Regions from separate parts of the Homo sapiens genome. Here region 1 is linked to region 2. A link is a contact called in ENCODE Hi-C or POLR2A ChIA-PET data. All regions are on one chromosome and are shown on one strand. The core of a region is the stretch at or near the end of the contact, and the rest is flanking DNA. Distances in the headings are between cores, read along the strand shown.

Region 1 (3,030 bases), core at 492-2,991, 700 kb before region 2:
GAGGTAAATGTTGTTCAGATTAAATTCAAGAGACAAAAATTTAGTATTCCTTTCACAATGTCTTACAAGGCTAATGATAAACACATAACTGGGAAACAATGAACCTGTATAAATGTTTTCTGTTTTGACTTGGGAAAACTAGTTGTTAATCCTATTTCCTAAACGTGAAATATGACAAATCTATATTGATATTCACATTTAATTCCATTCTAAATTTGTGGTAAATATATTGCACTTTGCAAGAAAATACCACATGAATACAAAGGTGAGTAAATGGATCCCCAAACTAGTGTCTAAACAGCATAAGCATAAATATAAAACAATAAAAGCATAAAGACCTTAAATATAAGGCCAGGCACGGTGGCTCACCACTGTAACCCCAGCGCTTTCGGAGGCCAAGGCGGGCAGATCACCTGAGGTCAGAGTTCGAGACCAGCCTGATTAACATGGAGAAACCCCGTCTTTACTAAAAATACAAAATTAGCCGGGCGTGGTGGCGCATGCCTGTAATCCCAGCTACTCGGGAGGCTGAGGCAGGAGAATCGCTTAAACCCGGGAGGCGGAGGTTGCGGTGAGCCGAGATCGTGCCATTGCACTCCAGCCTGGGCAACAAGAGTGAAATTCCGTCTCAAAAAGAAAAAAAAAAAAAAGAAAAAGACCTTAAATAAGTTACTAAGTGCTAAAATTGAGTCCACCTCCTTTTATTTAAAGATGCAGACAGCTCTAAAGTATGGTGCTGCAGACGTTTTGAGACCTACTTTATGCTACATCTTTTCACGTTTTATCATACACGATTTGATTCCCCTGGGGGAGAAAGGCTGTTTTTGTTTGAGCTTTTGCAGATATTCTGATAACACTGGACTGTACCACCCAATACAGCTTTTTTTCTTATCGATCACAGCATTTAACGATTTCCATCAAATGGCAGCTACTAAAATTCACACATGCCCACTCTTCTGGGCTGACAAGATGGCCTTTTCCCCCTCCCTAAAATAAGCCTAAAAGTTCACATGCCCACAGATGACTCATTTGTGGATTTCAAGATGAAGGGAAAGACCAGTGTGCGTTCGAATTTCCCGGGGCCAGTGCAGGAGGTGGGTCGGGAGAGCGGCGCCTTGGGAAGCTGAAGCTACTCACCAGCGTGAGCTGGATTCTGGTGGAGAAGGTTTTCTGGTAGCAGAAGGTCTGGATGGCTATGATCACCGGCGTGGTCATGGCCTTGGCCAGCTGATAGGTGCCTATGGTGTTGTTCTGCAGAGAAAGGTTAGTGAAGACCACAAAGCCACAGAAGCTGAGGGCCAGGAGGAGGAGCCTGGAGGGCGGCAGACTTTTGGGGGCAAAGATGTCCAGCTTCTGGCAGATATACAAGCCCAGCCAGGTGACCACGAAGTGCACCAGGGTCAGGCTCATGTTGGGGAAGCCGTGGTACACATAAATCCATTTGTTGAGGAACACAATGCAGATGGACACCAGCAGGTTGAACAGGAGCCCGGCGGCGATTCGCCAGTGGCCCCGCACTCGGTCCACCAGCAATGCCATGATCCCCGCGAAGCTGGGGCCGTCTAGCCTCGGAAGGGGCGCCGGGCCTGTCTCCGGCTGCCCTTCTACTCCACCGCCGCGTCCTCGCAGACGCCGACCTCACCGTCTGACCCAGGAGTGGCATGCACAGATCAACCCCGGGCGAGTAGCACTCTTAACAGAGGACACACACCCCGCCGCCGCCCTGTAAGCCAGCTAGGACGCCGCAGCACGTCCCACGCCCCGCTCATCTCCGCCCGCAGCCACGTGACTCGGGGCTCCAGTGCTTCCGCCCCCGAGCCGCTGGCTGAACGGCCGCTACCCTGCGCAGGCGCGCTGAGCCTTGGGCGCGCGACGCTTGCGTCTTTGGGTCCTATCCTCTGGGTCCCCGACCCCCTTGGTCACCTAACGCCTACCTGACTGGACCAATCTAGGACCCCTTTCTTGATGTTTGTTTCCTGTGTGTCATTGACCCGATTTGCTAGACAACTTCTCTCTGGCTGTGCAGACACTGTTAGCCAATTTTACGTATTAAATGCTGAGCAAATTTAGTAGCCCTCGCCAGAGGGGGGAAAGAACTTATTGAAAGCATGTTTTTATTTTTTATTTTTGGAAAAAGACATTCAAAATTTACTTTCCAACAGACAGCATCATCGGGTATAACTACAAGGGTTTCTCCTTAGATCATACATTCACAAAGCATTATTAGCTCAACAGTGAGAAAATGTGTTCTCTAAAGATGTCCCCTTGACAATGTAAACGAGTGCTACTGTGTTCACTTACAACTCGAGAAAAAAACGTACAACCTGGCAAAACCGTATATATATACAGCTGTCTCTAGGGGTGCATACAAATATATATATATGTTTTGGATCAGGTCAGGTGCAATGACTAAGAGATAGAACTTTGAGTAACAGTCTTGATCGACAGTAAGGTCCTTCACACAGAAGTCAGGTTCTTCCTTTCTCCTTCCTCCTTAAGTCGATAAAGAAAGATTATATATTGTAGATATTACAGGTACAAAAGGAGATTTTTAAAAAAGGAATCACAAAAACATCTTGAATGTCCAGCTGTTCCTGCCAATACATCAATTCTTAGTTTTAAGACAGAGTCTAGGATTAATTCAGCAGTCATAAAATTAAAAAGAGAGACTGTGGTACAAAAAATTTAAAATAAATGAGGAAGTAGGGCATGGTGGCGTGGGCCTGTAGTCCCAGCTATTTGAGAGACTGACGTGGGAGGATTGCTTGAGCCCAGGAGTTGGAAGCCGGGATGGGCAACATAGTGAGACCCCCATCTCTAAATTAAATAAATAAATGAGGTAGGGAAATTAAAACTTTCACACCCAGGACATGCCTGTTCCAACTTTGTAGCCTTCATGCAATGCTCAAGGAAAAAGTCTTCATAATTCCTTGGCATAAGTCACACCAAGAAAAGTTTTTAAAACTTAGTATGCGAACCTGTGATAGGCAACACGCCCTTCCCTGAGTTTCCTCTCTAGAATGAAAACCC
Region 2 (2,884 bases), core at 116-2,615:
GATCAGAACATTATGCCAGAGATGTCCGGAGCTCTCTGGGAGGTGTTGAGAGATGAATGAAGGGTGGGGGATAGGCACTGACAACCCTTGGAGAGCCAGGTGGAGAGGTAGTGATGATTAACTTTAGTTGCTCTCCCACAAGGCTGGGAGAAATTAATGAGCAACAGAATGAATAAGCAAGTTTACTAAAGTTTAGGCAACTTCAATGACTTGAATATGCATAATGTACCACTGCTAAGACATAGTTGAGTAAAGAGGTATGCAACTAAAAATTCCCCAGGCTTCACTAGATTATGTTAGAAAATACATTAATTACAGAATATTCAAATCCTGTGGTTAATTGTCTTCATTCCTGAAACAAAGCCCAAAGTCCTTGCAAAGTTGCCTCCCCACCAGCCTTTTTGGAGCCATCAGGGCATATGCTCAGAGATAAATCTGCTCATATGGCACCTGCTACCTTCCTGGCATGCATCTCTCAGGTGTCGTCTCAGGAGATTGTCCCTCTCCTGCTGGGTGTCACAGACTTGGGGAGCCTGCAGCCAGGCACTGCCACTGAGCCTCACCACTGAGGGGTTTATGAGGCCATCCTGGCTTTAGGGGCTCCAAGTGTCACGTTGACCAAAGCAGTCCATTTTCATCTGTTTTATAAAGGGTCCTGTGTATCTCAATGGAAAAGTATTCAGCCTTCTAAAAGATGTTTGAAGACGATTTCACCAGAGCTTCCATGGAGCCAGGACCCTGCTGTATTTCAGGGAAAAGTGGGCAAGTGTTCATTTTCCAGCTTGATGCAGAACTTTGTTGCCTGGGGAGCAAAGTACCGCTGTTCAAACTCCAAGTCTTACAAAATTGCTTATTAAAATAATTCCTGACATTTTGGCTTCTACATCTTTTCTCCCTAGGTGTCAGGCCTAATCAGTGAAGTAGACTGGAATTAAACACCCCATCTTTTTCTGTCAGAGTTCTCAGTTGTCACCAATTAAAATCTAGTAGTAGCAGAAAAGGAATTTATTAAAGAATATAAGATTTCCCAGGAGGCCGGAAAGCAGGCTGGGAGGCTTCCCAGCCAGCACCAATTCTCAGAGTCACAGTAAAGAACAGACCAGGTGGGAATAACTGCTGACTCCACCAGGCACAGACTCCTGCTGGTACTAGCTCGTGGTGTGACCTTAGCCATCCCTCCCTCTAGTAACTGAATTCACCAGCTGCCATTCTCACCAGAGTGGGCTCTAGGTGGCACTTGTTTCTTTGCAATACATGCTTGTGATTAGAAAACTTGCTGAGGTGCACGTGATTGTCTGGGTCTGTGTCACAGACCAGTGTACTGGCTGCAGAGGAGGTGGGGAATTCTCCAAATATAGGAAGTGTGTTCAATTGTGTTGAGAAGCCCAGACGAGTGATAACATGTTCACTTGAACATCGCTGTCCTCGGGTTCTCTTCCTCTCCTCTATACCTACCCCCAACTACACCCACGCCAAAGCCACAGTACCTTTCCTCCTCATCCACTTAAAGCCAAATATTTCATTAGAATTGAATTATTTGAGGCCTGTCACCACCACCTCACCAAACATGCCCAGACATGACTGAACCTCAGCACTGGAAACACTTAGGCTCAAGCTGAAAGTTTCTTAAGTGCTACACATTAGAAACAACCAACCATTCCTAAACTAGTCCATGAAACCACAGGACACTAAGAAAGGATAGCCCAGATCTAGTAAAGAACACAAACATGTTTTCATGACAGTGATAATAGATCTTCGTTTACACCACCACTGATTTGAAAGGCTATACTGTTTGTTTTGTTTCTTCTTTTATTCTTTATTCAATATTCAACTTAACTATTGAGTGGACCTAAGCACTGTTAATAAAGCAGTAAACAAAGCCCTGCCCATAAAGTGTTAATATTCTAGAGGGAGACGCAGACTATGAACAAGGACTCAAATGCATACACAGTGTAAGTTCAGACAGTGATAAGTACATTAAGGAAAATAAAGGAGGGTTAAGGAATAGACGGTGATGGGACTGATGCTCATTTATATTGAGTGGTCTGGGAAGGTTCAAGCAGATTTGAATCATGGAACAGTGTAATATGAAGAGATTTGGGATCAGAGGTGCCTGAGTTGAAAACATACCCAGGAGCTAAAGTGAGAGGAAGAAGGTCAGAGTGTGGTGGAAAGAAGCCTGAAGATGAAATGAGACAGATAAATAGGGCCAAAATATGGAGGTTCTTGTGGGCCACCATTAGGAGTTTAGCTTTTATTCTAAGCATAATTGAAAGCCATTGGATAGTTCTAAGATGAGCAGTGATGATAGGCTTAGACTTACATTTTTTCAAAGTTCTCACTGGCTGCCCTATAAATAGTAGATTATGGGGTTTTAAATTGGAGATGAGGAACCTCTCAGTAGACTTTGCTGTGATCCAGGTAGAGAAACATGTTGGGTTGGACGAGGGTGGGAGCAGTGGAGATGGTGAGATCAGATCAGGTTTGGGATGTATTTTGCAGCCCAGTCTGTCAGGATTTGCTGATGCTTTGTATGTGAAAATGAGGCAGAAAGAATCCAGTATGAACTTCTAGGAAAGCACTTTGTGACCGATTGTATTTTATGGAAATGACTACAGTATTTCCTGTTAATATAGTTTTCCAGAAACTTGCTACTCCCTCATCAAGAGTTGGAGTCTGTGTCCTATCCCCTTGGAACTAAGAGGGCTTTTGTTAGACTTTTAACTATTAAAATATGGCAGAAGTGATACATGTCTTTTCTGAGTCATTAAAACGTGATCCCACTGCTGCCTGATTTCACTGGGACACTCATGCTGTAACCCAGCTACCATGCTGTGAGGAAGCCCAGGTCGCATGGAAAGGGCCAAGTGGAAAGGCACCCAGG

The links. A loop is a pair of places that touch in the nucleus more often than their neighbours do. ChIA-PET counts read pairs that join two places held with the same protein, here RNA polymerase II (POLR2A). Pooled maps may share reads with other maps.
Region 1: a pooled map shows a loop between it and region 2 (7-fold over the local background). The contact joins the promoter of SLC35E3 here to the enhancer-like site in region 2. A Hi-C loop is called at or near these places in 1 of 37 single-sample maps with no recorded cell type and 6 of 50 pooled maps. POLR2A ChIA-PET finds 5 or more read pairs at or near these places in 1 of 52 experiments (GM10248).

The regions. Positions count from the first base shown.
Region 1 is chr12:68,744,887-68,747,916 of GRCh38, reverse strand. SLC35E3 (solute carrier family 35 member E3) reads right to left here and starts at 1,741. Exons shown (of 5, transcript NM_018656.5): 1 at 1,138-1,741. The coding sequence starts at 1,539. NUP107 (nucleoporin 107) reads right to left here. Exons shown (of 28, transcript NM_020401.4): 28 at 2,108-3,030. RefSeq lists enhancers at 719-908, 1,269-1,378, 1,429-1,528, 1,378-2,068.
Region 2 is chr12:68,040,957-68,043,840 of GRCh38, reverse strand. No RefSeq gene overlaps it. Among named protein-coding and RNA genes, the nearest start is that of IFNG-AS1, 53 kb to the right of the region's middle. RefSeq lists an enhancer at 1,385-1,634. Within about 2 kb of position 1,365, at least 4 of the 41 ENCODE cell types and tissues checked have a DNase peak (open chromatin) inside an H3K27ac peak, as active enhancers do.